2 separate regions of the Homo sapiens genome follow, and region 1 is linked to region 2. The links are chromatin contacts, found by Hi-C or POLR2A ChIA-PET in ENCODE. All regions are on one chromosome and are shown on one strand. The core of a region is the stretch at or near the end of the contact, and the rest is flanking DNA. Distances in the headings are between cores, read along the strand shown. Region 1 overlaps LOC124900167 (a long non-coding RNA gene). Region 2 holds the start of PLAC8 (placenta associated 8).

Region 1 (6,136 bases), core at 2,666-5,165, 36 kb after region 2:
TAATGAGAAATGCTCTGCTCCCAAGACTGAATAGAGGCTGTGTCCCTGTAGAGAGTACCAGTTGCCAGAATGCAGGAACTAGGGCAGAAATAGAAAAGAAAAAATAAAGTGGAAAGAAGAGGGCAGGAAACACATAGTACTTTAGTTCAGAATGTCGATTCCTTGTCTCATTAATTCAGGAGCTCTACCTGCAGCCGCTAAGTATGGTCCATATCTATATTATTGGACTAGAGCTCATTCAATTACCACCTACAGGGAAACGTACTTGTCTCATAGTAGGAGGACCACCTGCTTCAGAAATACTTGTAGTCCTTATTAAAATTCAGAAGCCTGGATCCTACCACAGATTTGAGTCAGAAAAGCTGGAGGAATCACTATTATTACAAATTCCAACCACACTTAAGGCTCTGAAAACCTTGTTAAAGTCACCAGAAAGACTTAGCTGGTATGACAGAATTTATGCTATCATAATTGGTAATCTGAGTTGCGCCTCTGGCCATCACTTCAGCAACTGTCTTAGAGATGCTTTATTAGGAACAGGTGGTTTGCCACTCTGATCCCAAGAGATGCATAGAGCCTTATGGCATCTGTGGCAGATAGATGTGCCAAAGATGGCTGACAGATGCAGAGAGCCTTATGGCATCTATGGCCAAAGATGGATAACTGGGTGAACTGCACACTTAATTTGTAGAGACTAAAATAGCTTCCCATCACTTTGGAGAATGAATTATTATTCTAGATACCGTGGTGTTGACAGGAACATAGGAACATATAACTAGATATGATACACAGTCACATTTTGTATAAATCTCAGTTGGTTACTATTGGTAACAGTGGACCTGATATCCAGGCTTAGGGAAATAAGTGTCCTGTTGTACATATACATCTAGTTGCCCTTAAGTCATGGTGTATTTAAGATGGTCATGGTTGATATGTGGCACATTTACTGTCACTTCACACAGCCACCTGTGGCAGACATCCTAACAAATCACAGAATTCTTTCCTACCCAATCAGGAGGTCATTCTCTCAATCCAGGCTCCAGGAAGCTGATTACCAATTGATTGGTTTAGAAGGGCAATTGAAAACCATTAGCCTTCCATTTACTAACGGATATCTCCTGTGTCTGTGAAAGGGTACCAAGGATAAAAGATGCCTTGAGGGCCGTGTGCGGTGTCTTATGCCTGTAATCCCAGCACTTGGGGAGTCCGAGGCAGGCGGATCACTTGAGATCAGTAATTTGAGACCAGCCTGGCCAACATGGTGAAACCTCATCTTTTTTTGAGACAGGGTCTTGCTCTGTTGCCCAGGCTGGAGTACAGTAGCATGATCTTGGCTCATTGCAACCTCTGAATCCTGGGCTCAAGTGAAAATTATCTGGGCATGATGGTGGGCCCCTGTAATCCCAGTTACTCGGGAGGCTGAGGCAGGAGAATCACTTGAACTCTGGAGGCAGAGGTTCCAGTGCGCCGAGATCGCGCCACTGCACTCCAGCCTGGGCAACAGAGTGAAACTCTGTCTCACCAAAAAAAAAAAAATGTCTTTGAGAATTTGTTGTTATACTCAGAGGTCAGCAAAGAATTCCCACCAATTTACTAAGCACCTTTTATAAAGCATGTATTGCTTTTTTTTTTTTGGTATCTCACTTTAGTTGACAAAGGATGCAATAAGGGAAACATGTACACCACAGGCAATCAGTGCATATAGATCCCTGTTAAAAACTCAACATGTAACCTATATATATAGTCATACATTCTTTGCTAATGCGTAGCTTTCTGAACCACTTTAAAATATACATTTTATGTCACTTGTTGATCATGAGAAGTTTGTGACATTACCCTCATTTTTCTGGTAAGCCAGAGAAATTAAATGACTTGCTAAAATCACCCAACAAATTGGTGGTAGACCCTGGTCTTTCCCTTCTCAAGTCAGTGCTCTATTCATAATATTAGAGCATTTCAAATGATGTGCAGATTATAGCTGCAGCCCCATCCTCTCTTATCATTTCTGGAATGGTTCCCTTTAAAGTTTAATGCACCAATTTTTCTGTTTGTGAGTAGTGCCAGACCAGGCCCCACCTTGTATCCCTCTAGCCATTTTCACTGACATGTCTCACGTTTGTTCTACAGGGAAGGAAGTACAGAGTGAAGGAGGGATATACAAATTATGAGGAGATGTGAAAATAAGAGACTGAATAGTGCTAGAAAAAGCCATGGAATGGGCTATTTTGCAAAGTTTTGAAGACCCTCTCCCCGGAAGGGTCCAGTTGGGTCCCTGAAGACCCTCTGGCAGATGCCCCAGGAAGGACTTCTGCTCTGCACAAGAGGTGCTGGGTAATCCTGGGAGGTCTAGTCTGCCAACCAGGTGCTATGACTGCGTATTCTTGACTTACTGAAAAAACTTTGAACTCCAGCATTTGGTAGCAGTTATTTTTTTTAAAAGTTAATTTAATGATACTCCTAATTTGCAATGTGGGTAGAGAGGGAAGAGGGAAAGAGAGGGATCTACAGCAGATCAAGTTTGTAAGGGGTTCGGCACGCCTAAGTGGTGAAATGGTAAGTGATTATTTTTCATAAAAGTTTTTTTTTAATTGCTGAAGTGTTTCTATTTCTCATCTGACAGAGCAAGAATGTGGAACAAAGGGTGGACACATAAATAGTAATGTTAAAAATCTTCTAATGTTGTGACCCTCATGAGATGGAGGAATGGATATTCAGATAGAAGACCATGTAGCCTTAATAATTCCCTCAACAATAATCCAAAATCCTATAACTCATACTCATTTTTTTCAGTCTTTAACTCATTATTTAATTTTTATTTTTTAAACCTTCACTTAAGCAGCATTTGTCAAATACACATGATATGCCTCAAGGAAGAACTAAATAGTCTCATTCAATATGGATCTAATCACTTTTCTGTTCTAGTATGTCTGTCTGTTTTTTACCTAAGGTAGTTTTTAGGGGGAAAAAAATCTCACTATTATTTGCGTGAAACCTAGGGAAATCTGCAGAAAACATGCTCTAATTCTAAGTCTGTTTCATAATATATACATATGTAGAGAGAATATAGAGAAAAACCATTCTTCTTTCAAAGAGGAGGACATGAACTACAGGCTAATACCAAGCTGAAGTTAAGAAGGGACATAAACATCATGACTGCATTAGCTTCTCAGGAAATGGGTGCCTGAAATAAGAACACCGCATTCACCATTCTGGCTGGGTAAAGGAGACTGGTGCTCCTTTTCATTTGGAGGCTGTTAAAAAAGAAGTCTTGTAATGAGCTCTATTTGCAAGATCACTCATGGAATGAATGAGTGAATGAATTGTGGTACATGGCCGAAGACACAACTACTCTGGAAGGCAAGATAAAGAAATGGGAAAAAACAGACCTTTGGAGACAGACAGAATAAACTTGAGTCCAAATTCCAGCATTTATATGTTTGGTGACCTTAAATGTTTCTGATTCCTGGTTTCCATATCTATAAAGTAGAGATAATACCTATAGCACAAAGAGTTCGTGAGTAGTAAATGAGCAAACACGTCAGCACGATATTCTAGGATGTAGTAGGAGTGCAATCAATAGCTATTTCCTTTCTTTCCTCTTCTCCCCTGCAGTGGCCGTGTGCTGGGCCAAAGAGATGCTCTCTTGGCTGTCTATGCAGGGAGAGGCAGATCAAAGGGGCTGCATGATAACAGCCCCATAAAAGTTTGCATAGATGTAAAAGGGAAACAAAGCAGAGAGCCTGAATTACACACCTTAGTCCTGGAAATTACTAGCCATTGTAGAGGGCTGTTTGAAGGAGGAAGAAGAGAAACACACTCTCTATCAATGCATTTATTTAATCAATGCCAAGAACATCCAGTCACGGAATCCTTAACCTAGAAGTAACCTTAAATGTAATCTCACAGAACTTCCTCATGACGGATATGGAAACTGATGTTACCAAATGTCAAATGACTTCGGAAGGGTCAGAAAGTTAGCTATTTGCTGGGCTGTTCCCAGAACCTCTTCTCCAGAATCTAGTTAAGCCCCGCTTCTTCTATAGCATTTTGGGGTCATGGAGCACTTTGAGAATCTCAGCCTCACACCCCATGTATGTAACTACATATACATGAGACTGCATTCAGTTTCAGGAGGTTCGTGGTCCGGCCACAAAGTTAACAACCGCTGTGTGTTATGTTGCCTTGAGCAAGGAATTTTGTTAATGAGAAAAGTAGGAAGTCTGGCAGCTAAGCAAGCACACAGGAGAAATGAAACCAGGGCCCTGCACACATCCCCAACCTGGGAAAACAGGTGAGTCACTTCCTGAGATAAGAACAAAAATAATAGAAGTTATTTATTGAGCACTTATTACTTGCCAGGCCCTGTGCTAAACACTTTCCATATGTTATCTCCCGTAAGTCTCTACTGCAACACGAAGGAGTAGCTGTCATTACTCCCACTTTATCAGTGAGGGAGCCAAGGCTTAACTTGCTCTGTGGGGTAGGAAAAAGGTCCATCGTGTTACTTCTTTGTTTAAAACATTTCAATGGCTTTCCAGCTTACTTGGAATAAAAGCTAAAAAGTTCTTATAATAAATTCTCTGATATCATGTTCTTCTATTACCGCCCCCCCCAACCTCCCCACTCCTGCCCCACCTCTGGCCGCTTGCCATTTCTAGAACACTCCAGATGAGCTCTACTTCGAGACCTTGGCTCTAGCTCTTTGCTCTGCCTGGACTTTCGTCAGATGGGTCAGCCACATGTCCTTTTATTTTATTTTTAAAATTTTTCAATAAAATAGAACACATAAAATAAGGCCTTTAACTCCTGGGCTTCCACCTCAGCCCCCAGAGTATCTGGAACCATAGGCGTGCACCACCACATCCAGCTTTTGCTTATCCTTTTAGATCGTTATTTTCTCACTGAGGTCTTCTCTAATAACCCTATTTAAAATTAGAACCCTTCAACACTTTATTCCTATTCCCTGCTTTATTTCTCTCTAGCACTTATCATCATCCTACTTGATGTACTTTTATTTAGTAATACTGTGGTTGTCTTCTCCTATGAGAGGCTAATCCCTACCATTGACAACTGTTACGGTAATAATTGGTTTATGCAGGAATCTTTAATGGACGTTACAAGTAGTGGGTGAAGGTGTGAGAATATTTACAACTCACTACAAGATCCTTATTTGTTATGATAGAGAAAATAGCAACTTTACAGTGGAGAATCCTGGAAGACACTATCTTAACCAAGTCATCAAAGTTAATCCATATTAATTCACCCATCATGGGTAAATTGATGTCCTGTCCCTCCTAATATCATGCACTGCAAACATGGTGTCACTTTTGTGGGGTTTCTGCCACAATTGCATAATCTAATTACCCAAAAATGTTTGGCAAACCAAATTGAGTAATATTCTACAAAATAACTGACCTGCAATCTTAAAAAAATGTCAAGGTCATGAAAGACAGGGAAAAGACTGAGAAACTTCCACTTTGTAGGAGACTAAAGAGGCTTGACAACTGAATGCAATGTGTGACCCCAAACTGAGTTTCTGTTCTTACAAATAATGTTACTGAGATAATTGATACAGTTTAAATAAGGTCCATTGAATAGCTAATAGTATTGTAAAATGTTAAATTCCTGATTTTGATATTTGTGTTGTAGTTATATAGGAGGATGTCCTTGTTCATAGGCAGTATGCACTGAAGTATTTAAGAGAAAAGGGCATCCAGTTTGTAATTTATTCTAAAATGACTCAGAAAAAACAAAATAGATAGACATATATAGAGGAGAGAGAGAAAATTAAGCAGATGTGGCAAAATGTTATTTTTTGGGGAATCTAAATGAAGGGTGTTCAGGAATGCTTTGTGCTATTTCTGCAAATTTTCTTTAAGTCTGAAATTATTTAAAGTACTTATTTAAAGTAAAAGCTTACTAAAAGAAAATCCCAGCTGGGCGCAGTGGCTCATGCCTGTAATCCCAGCACTTTGGGAGGCTGAGGCGAGTGGATCACCTGAGGTTGGGAGTTCAAGACCAGCCCGGCCAACATGGTGAAACTCCATCTTTACTAAAAATACAAAAAATTAGCCGAGAGTGGTTGAAGGCACCTGTAATCCCAGCAACTCAGGAGGCTGAGGCAGGAGAATCGCTT
Region 2 (6,414 bases), core at 1,827-4,326:
TTATTTTTTCAAGAAGCCTATATTCTGTTTTTTAATATAATAACAGCAATCTGAAGATTTCAGAATAAAAACCACCCTGCAATTATGTAATTGTTTTTCCTTTACCTGACTGTATTTACTTAGTGTATGGCATATGTGTTTTTGTATTCAAATTGGCTAATGTTAGACTTCATAGCAGTTTGAGTCCTGAACATTTTCTGAGTGCCTTTGAAATCCACTCAGTGGCCATCTCTATATTCTATAGTAAGCAGCTGTATCGGCTGGGTGTGGTGGCTTACGCCTGTAATCCCAGCACTTTGGGAGGCTGAGGTCGGGAGTTCGAGACCAACCTGAACAACATGGAGAAACCCTGTCTCTACTAAAAATACAAAATTAGCTGGGTGTGGTAGTGTATGCCTGTAATCCCAGCTATTCGGGAGGCTGAGGCAGGAGAATCGCTTGAACCCAGGAGGTGGAGGTTGTGGTGAGCCAAGATCGTGCCATTGCATTCCAGCCTGGATGACAGAGCGAGACTCCGTCTCAAAAAAAAAAAAATTTATATATATATATATGTATATATATATATGTATATATATATATATATATGTATCAGCTGTATCTCAAATATCCATATGCTAACTGCCAGTTAGTTTGTGTGAACATTACTTCCTCCATGTAGTAGCCTCAACAGTCTTTAGCCCAACAGTCAACATTGTATGTTTCTGTTTCCTTCACTACTTTTGTACTTTTGACTTCCTCTTTTGAATGTGGGAGATTGCAGGGACCCAGGTGCTTCTGTGAATATTAGCACTAGGAACTGGAGCAGAATGGGGGGCCCCAGGAGGTTTCTGATGCTATTGTAAGTTCCTTTCTAGCACAGATTACCTATATTGGTGGAGAAGTCTACTCGGCTTATCCCTGCGTAGAAGAGTAGTCCTAAAGGGAACTGCTATCCAGGACTTCCATCTGTCACTTCTAGCTGATTCTAAAAAGGGTCTAATAACTTCTCCCGTGAGATATCTTATTCAAAGAAATACCTTCTTGAAAGTTATAAAACAGATGAGAAAGCAAACACACTCATTTGTACGCGCCTCTGTGATCATTTAAAAATTCAAGGTATCTTTTAAGTTGCAACAAATGTAAAACAGAAACAAATGTAAAATTGTTGCTTGTTCAAACAACCACAATTCTCTTTGCTTCAGCCATGAAGTCTTTAGCCTTAGCCATTCAAGGTAAAAGGTCAGCAATAAGTGGAGAGAAAACGTCCTTGAAAATCTAGAGTTCCTAGGACCTTAGGTACCAGCTTGTCTCCTTAGTTCAGTGGTCCTCAAAGCTTACTATTAGTAAAACCACTTGGACTGCTCTTTAACGTGTAGATTTCTAGACACTGCTCAGAGATTGTGACTTAGATAGAATGAGCTAGGGTTGAGGAATCTGTACAATGTAGAATTCTACACACTGTTCAGAGATTGTGGTTTAGATAGAATGAGCTAGGGTCTAAAAGTCTGTAACGTGCACCCGCAGGGCTGCTGCCCTTATGCCATAGGCTTTTGTCCTATGAACTAGAAAAACGTGGCCCTTCTCACAGACACGGCTTGGTGAGCACGTAGCTGCTTCGGTGAGAATTCGAAAAACGGTACACCTTCCTCCATGCGATGAAGCCCATGCTAGACCCTCTCGCATTCCCGGGAGCACATTCCAAACTAGCTCCTCTCCCTTCAGGTGCGGGCCTGTGCAGTATCCTGGGCACTTCACAAGATTCTAATGCCAGTGGCCTTGCAGAGCACATTTTGTAACCCACGACCAGTGGCCTTATTTTTCTTCTGTTACTAATAACTACAGATCCAATTTAATTCAGCAAATATTTTATTGAGTGCCAGGGTGTGTAAACGTGTTGGGCTGGATTTGGTAAGGGCTAAGGAGATGCCTGAGGTTTCCTATCTGTGGCCAGCAGTTCTGCCCGTTGTGGTGTGACCACACAGCTGTTTTGTTCCATGCCATCTTTAACCCCACAGGAGCAGAGAGAGTGATTAAAAAAAAGTTGGCAGGGGCCACCTTGGAAAATGCAGGAAAAATGGGGGCAGGAGGTAGTGAAATGGGAATCTTGGTGGGCAAGCTTTGGAGAATGAGACTAGAATACCTTTCTTTAGGAAGTTCTGTGGAATGGTCTCAATGTCAGGAAATCTTGCAGTATTTGGCTCATATTTTAAACACCTTAATTTTATCTATTAGTTAAGAATCAATCTTGTATTTGTCTCTCCTTTCTATGAGCACTTCACTCCTGAGGACAGCCCACTATCTTAATAAAATACATTAATATTAATATAATACATGATATTAATTATAGTAATATTAATACATATTATTAATATTGATTAATCCAGATACTAGACATATTATTGAGATTTTTCTCTTCTACTGTTTATTGATGTTAAATTTCATTTTTTTGCTTTGATTGAAACATTTCCATTTCATAATCTCTCCATCTCTCTTTATACATATAAATGAAGCACCAGAATTTAATTTTGAAGAATTCTAGTCTGTTTTTCTTACTTTCATAGTGAGAATTCAAGAATTCTTATAATTCATTAGCTAAATCTACAAAATTCCATATCTTGTTTCTAAATACTTTGAATGGATAAAATAGAATATTTGTAAAGCAGAAAGAAATTAGACCGGCATAAGTCAACATGCATACATATTGAAATAAAGAGTGAAATTAATGATCATGTTACTAAATACAATGTATAATATGTGTTTGCTGCAGAAAGCAGCAATTGATGAGGATTCAAGGCTGGGATCTTACACTACTTTGAAAAGCCTGGCATTTGGCAAAATGCTTAGCAAGAAATTGTTGAATTTGACTAAATGTATAAATTTAAAGCAATTAGATAAGAAAACCTTAGTCTTTTAGCTGAAACTCAAAATATAACATGCTAAGAAAAAAACAAGAAAATCAAATAACTTTTAAAGAAAGCTTTTTTTTTTTGAATGCTAAGTTTTTAAAACAAGTTCTTACTTGTAAAGTACTTACAATTAGTAAACAAGGTTCCGAGCAGGAAATGTCTTGTGGCCTGGGAGAGAATCTCACCACAAATGAAAACTACGTGAAAGGGGAGAGGTAACTGTGTTTCTATCGCAGGGCATAGTACATAGAACAGTTTCAGACGCTCTTATTGGCCAGAGTAATCCAGCAGAAGTGGTTTCAATGTGTGTTTCTCTTATCTGGAGAATGAATATATCTCTTGCCAAATAAGGTGTGTTTCTTTTCCTATATTGTGTTAGGTACACTGATACGTCTTTTTAATGGGGAAAGGATTTAATTCATTATATAGTTTGATTGGTTTTACATGTCTGGCAGAGCTTACTGTTGTTTTTTTGTGTTTGTTTTTTGTTATCTTTGTGGGGAAAAAAAAGATCATTATTGTTTCAGATTATATAGTAGTTGGCATCTCAAGCATCCTTTAATGGTATCAACTTACAGATACTGAACATTAAAATAGGCCAAGCATTATCAATGACTTGTTAATGACTTTGATAGTTAGGCCTTATTTTTTCAATTTTAGAGGTGAGGAAACAAGCTCAGATTCTTGAGCTGACTTTCAGAGGCCACATAGCTAACAAGTTACTCACCTAGGATTTTAGCTCATGTCAGCTCAGCTCCAAACTATGGCTCTTTTTACAATGTTGCATCCAATTTCTTTGTACCTTTTTAATTATTCTTCTTATTGGTGGTATTACTATTTCTTTCTTTTGAAATTTTTATTCATAGTCTTTGAATTTCTGATCCCATAGTTTAAACTATCAAAAGACAAAATTACAACAAATTTAGTTTAGAAGATGTAATTGCCTTTTATTTGCAATTCTAGAATCAAGCAACACATCATTCTATAAAATAGAATGAGTGTCCTGGTGAGTATGAAGAAAGCGGAAACAGAGAAAAAAAGATAGATTGGTTGTTTCAAAGTTACTTTCCTTATAGGACTAAAACAGAGAGGACTTCCTTACTACACTGACTGAGGTTGACTGAAATCTCCTGTTTTTTGGAAAACTGGTCCATTTCAAAGTTCAGTTTGATTATATGTCACTTAGCACAAGCGACTTCATTCTGGTTTGGTCTGATTTTCTGGGGCCTAGAGCAGGAGGCTAGTCCATAACAATGGCCTCTCATAAACTTTGTTTAACAAAACCTTTCAGAAATGAGGGTGGGCCGGCACAGTGGGAGGCCCAGGCGGAGGACTGCTTAAGGTCAGAGTTCAAGACAAGCCTGGCCAACACAGTGAGACCTTGTCTCTAAAAAAAAACAAAAACAAAAACAAAAAATTAAAAAATTAGCCAGACATGGTGGTAAGTGCCCGTAGGCTTGTAGTCCCCGCTACTTGGAAGGCTGAGGCAGGAGGATTGCCTGAGCCCAAGAATTTGAGGTTACAGTGAGCTGTGTTGTGTCACCACACTCCAGCCGGAGTGACAGCAAGACCGTGTCTCTAAAAAAAAAAAAAAATTAAGAAATGAGAGTGGCCAGCTTTCCTGTCATTCACTCTGAAGTTTTTGCGGATGGGAAATCTTTCCCACTAGAACAAGGCTATTGTGTGAGGTTGTACAGTGAGAATGTGTGGCATTATGGCAGACTCTAAGTGCTTAGAGTCCCTTTTCAGTCCCAATTCCTAGCTGCCATCTGCTAGCCACTTAACATTTCTATGCCTCAGGTTCCTTGTCAAATGAGCGTAATAATTGCACCTACCCCACAGGATTGTAGGGAAAATTCAAAAAATTAATACATGCAAAACATTTAAAACAGTGCCTAACACATAATCAATATTAGGGGAAACAAAGAAACAAAGAAATCTGAAGAAGGAGAAAGAAAAAGAGACATGTGGAATTCCAGATAGCCTATTTTCTTCCAAATACTATGTATAAACTCCACAATAAAAAGATGGCAACATGGCCAGGTGTGGTAACTCACACCTGTAATCCCAGCACTTTGGGAGGCCAAGGCGGGAGGATCACTTGAGCCCAGGAGTTTGAGACCAGCCTGTGCAACATAGTGAGATCTCATCTCCTTTTTTCAAATAAATAAATAAAATAAAAAATTAAAAAATTGAAAAATCAAAAAGATGTCAACAAATATGTACTAGTTATTTATTGTATTAAAGGGGGAAAGTACATCTTAAAAATCGGTAAGCTTGGCCGGGCACGGTCACTCATGCCTGTAATTCCAGCACTTTAGGAGGCCGAGGCAGGCAGATCACCTGAGGTCGGGAGTTTGAGACCAGCCTGACCAACATGGAGAAACCTCGTCTCTACTAAAAATACAAAATTAGCTGGGCGTGGTGGCGCATGCCTATAATCCCAGCTACTCAGTAGGCTGAGGCAGGAGAATTGCTTGAACCCGGGAGGCAGAGGTTGTGGTGAGCCGAGATCACGCCATTGCACTCCAGCCTGGGCAACAAGAGCAAACCTCCGTCTCAAAAAAATAAAAAATATGTCTGGGCGGGGTGGCTCATGCCTGTAATCCGAGCACTTTGGGAGGCCGAGGCGGGCGGATGACCTGAGGTCGGGAGTTCGAGACCAGCCTGACCAACATGGAGAAACCTCGTCTCTACTAAAAATACAAAATTAGCCGGGCTTGGTGGCACATGCCCGTAATCCCGGCTACTTGGGAGGCTGAGGCAGGAGAATTGCTTGAACCTGTTAGACAGAGGTTGCAGTGAACCGAGATTGCGCCATTGCACTCCAGCATGGGCAACAGAGCGAGACTCTGTCTCAAAATAAATACATAAATAAATAAAATAAAAAATAAAAAAATAACATCCAGGCCGGGCGCAGTGGCTCACGCCTGTAATCCCAGCACTTTGGGAAGCCGAGGTGGGCAGATCACAAAGTCAGGAGTTCGAGACCAGCCTGGCCAATATAGTGAAACCCCGTCTCTACTAAAAATACAAAAAAATTAGCCAGGCATGGTCGTGGGCACCTGTAGTCCCAGCTACTCGGGGAGCTGAGGCAGGAGACTTGCTTGAACCCGGAAGGTGGAGGTTGCAGTGAGTCGAGATTGCACCACTGCACTCCAGCCTGGGTGATAGAGCAAGACTCTGTCTCAAAAAAAAAAAAAAAAAAAAACACCACCCAGCCTTGACAAAGTTTTACAAACTGATAGTAGACTGGTTGATTTTTGGTGGCATTATAAATTGGTACTATCTTTTAGAAAGGCAATATTGGCCACATAGTATATAGAAGAACAAAAAAAATACTTACATTTTGGTCCTCCAGTTTCATCAAGAGTGAGTGCCTTCTTAAATTCTGTGCCCGTAGGGACCTTGTTTGCCTCACCCTGGTCCTGGTCCTGAATGAATGCATGAAGGAAAGAGGTCAAATTACATCAAGGCCATGTCCATCTTTACCATTATGTTACCCAGAATGGGGAATAATGGATCTTAT

What was found. Hi-C counts contacts between places; a loop is a spot of excess contacts on that map. ChIA-PET counts read pairs that join two places held with the same protein, here RNA polymerase II (POLR2A). Pooled maps may share reads with other maps.
Region 1: a map of PC-9 shows a loop between it and region 2 (5-fold over the local background). The contact joins the enhancer-like site here to the promoter of PLAC8 in region 2. A Hi-C loop is called at or near these places in 8 of 168 maps with a recorded cell type or tissue (B cell, CD4-positive, alpha-beta memory T cell, CD8-positive, alpha-beta T cell and 4 more) and 10 of 50 pooled maps. POLR2A ChIA-PET finds 5 or more read pairs at or near these places in 16 of 52 experiments (B cell, CD4-positive, alpha-beta T cell, CD4-positive, alpha-beta memory T cell and 11 more).

What each region holds. Positions count from the first base shown.
Region 1 is chr4:83,146,481-83,152,616 of GRCh38, forward strand. The region is part of intron 4 of LOC124900167 (a long non-coding RNA gene); the gene reads right to left. Among named protein-coding and RNA genes, the nearest start is that of PLAC8, 35 kb to the left of the region's middle. Within about 2 kb of position 3,916, at least 3 of the 41 ENCODE cell types and tissues checked have a DNase peak (open chromatin) inside an H3K27ac peak, as active enhancers do; they include endothelial cell of umbilical vein, where a contact is called at or near this core.
Region 2 is chr4:83,111,653-83,118,066 of GRCh38, forward strand. PLAC8 (placenta associated 8) reads right to left here and starts at 3,077. Exons shown (of 5, transcript NM_016619.3): 1 at 3,014-3,077.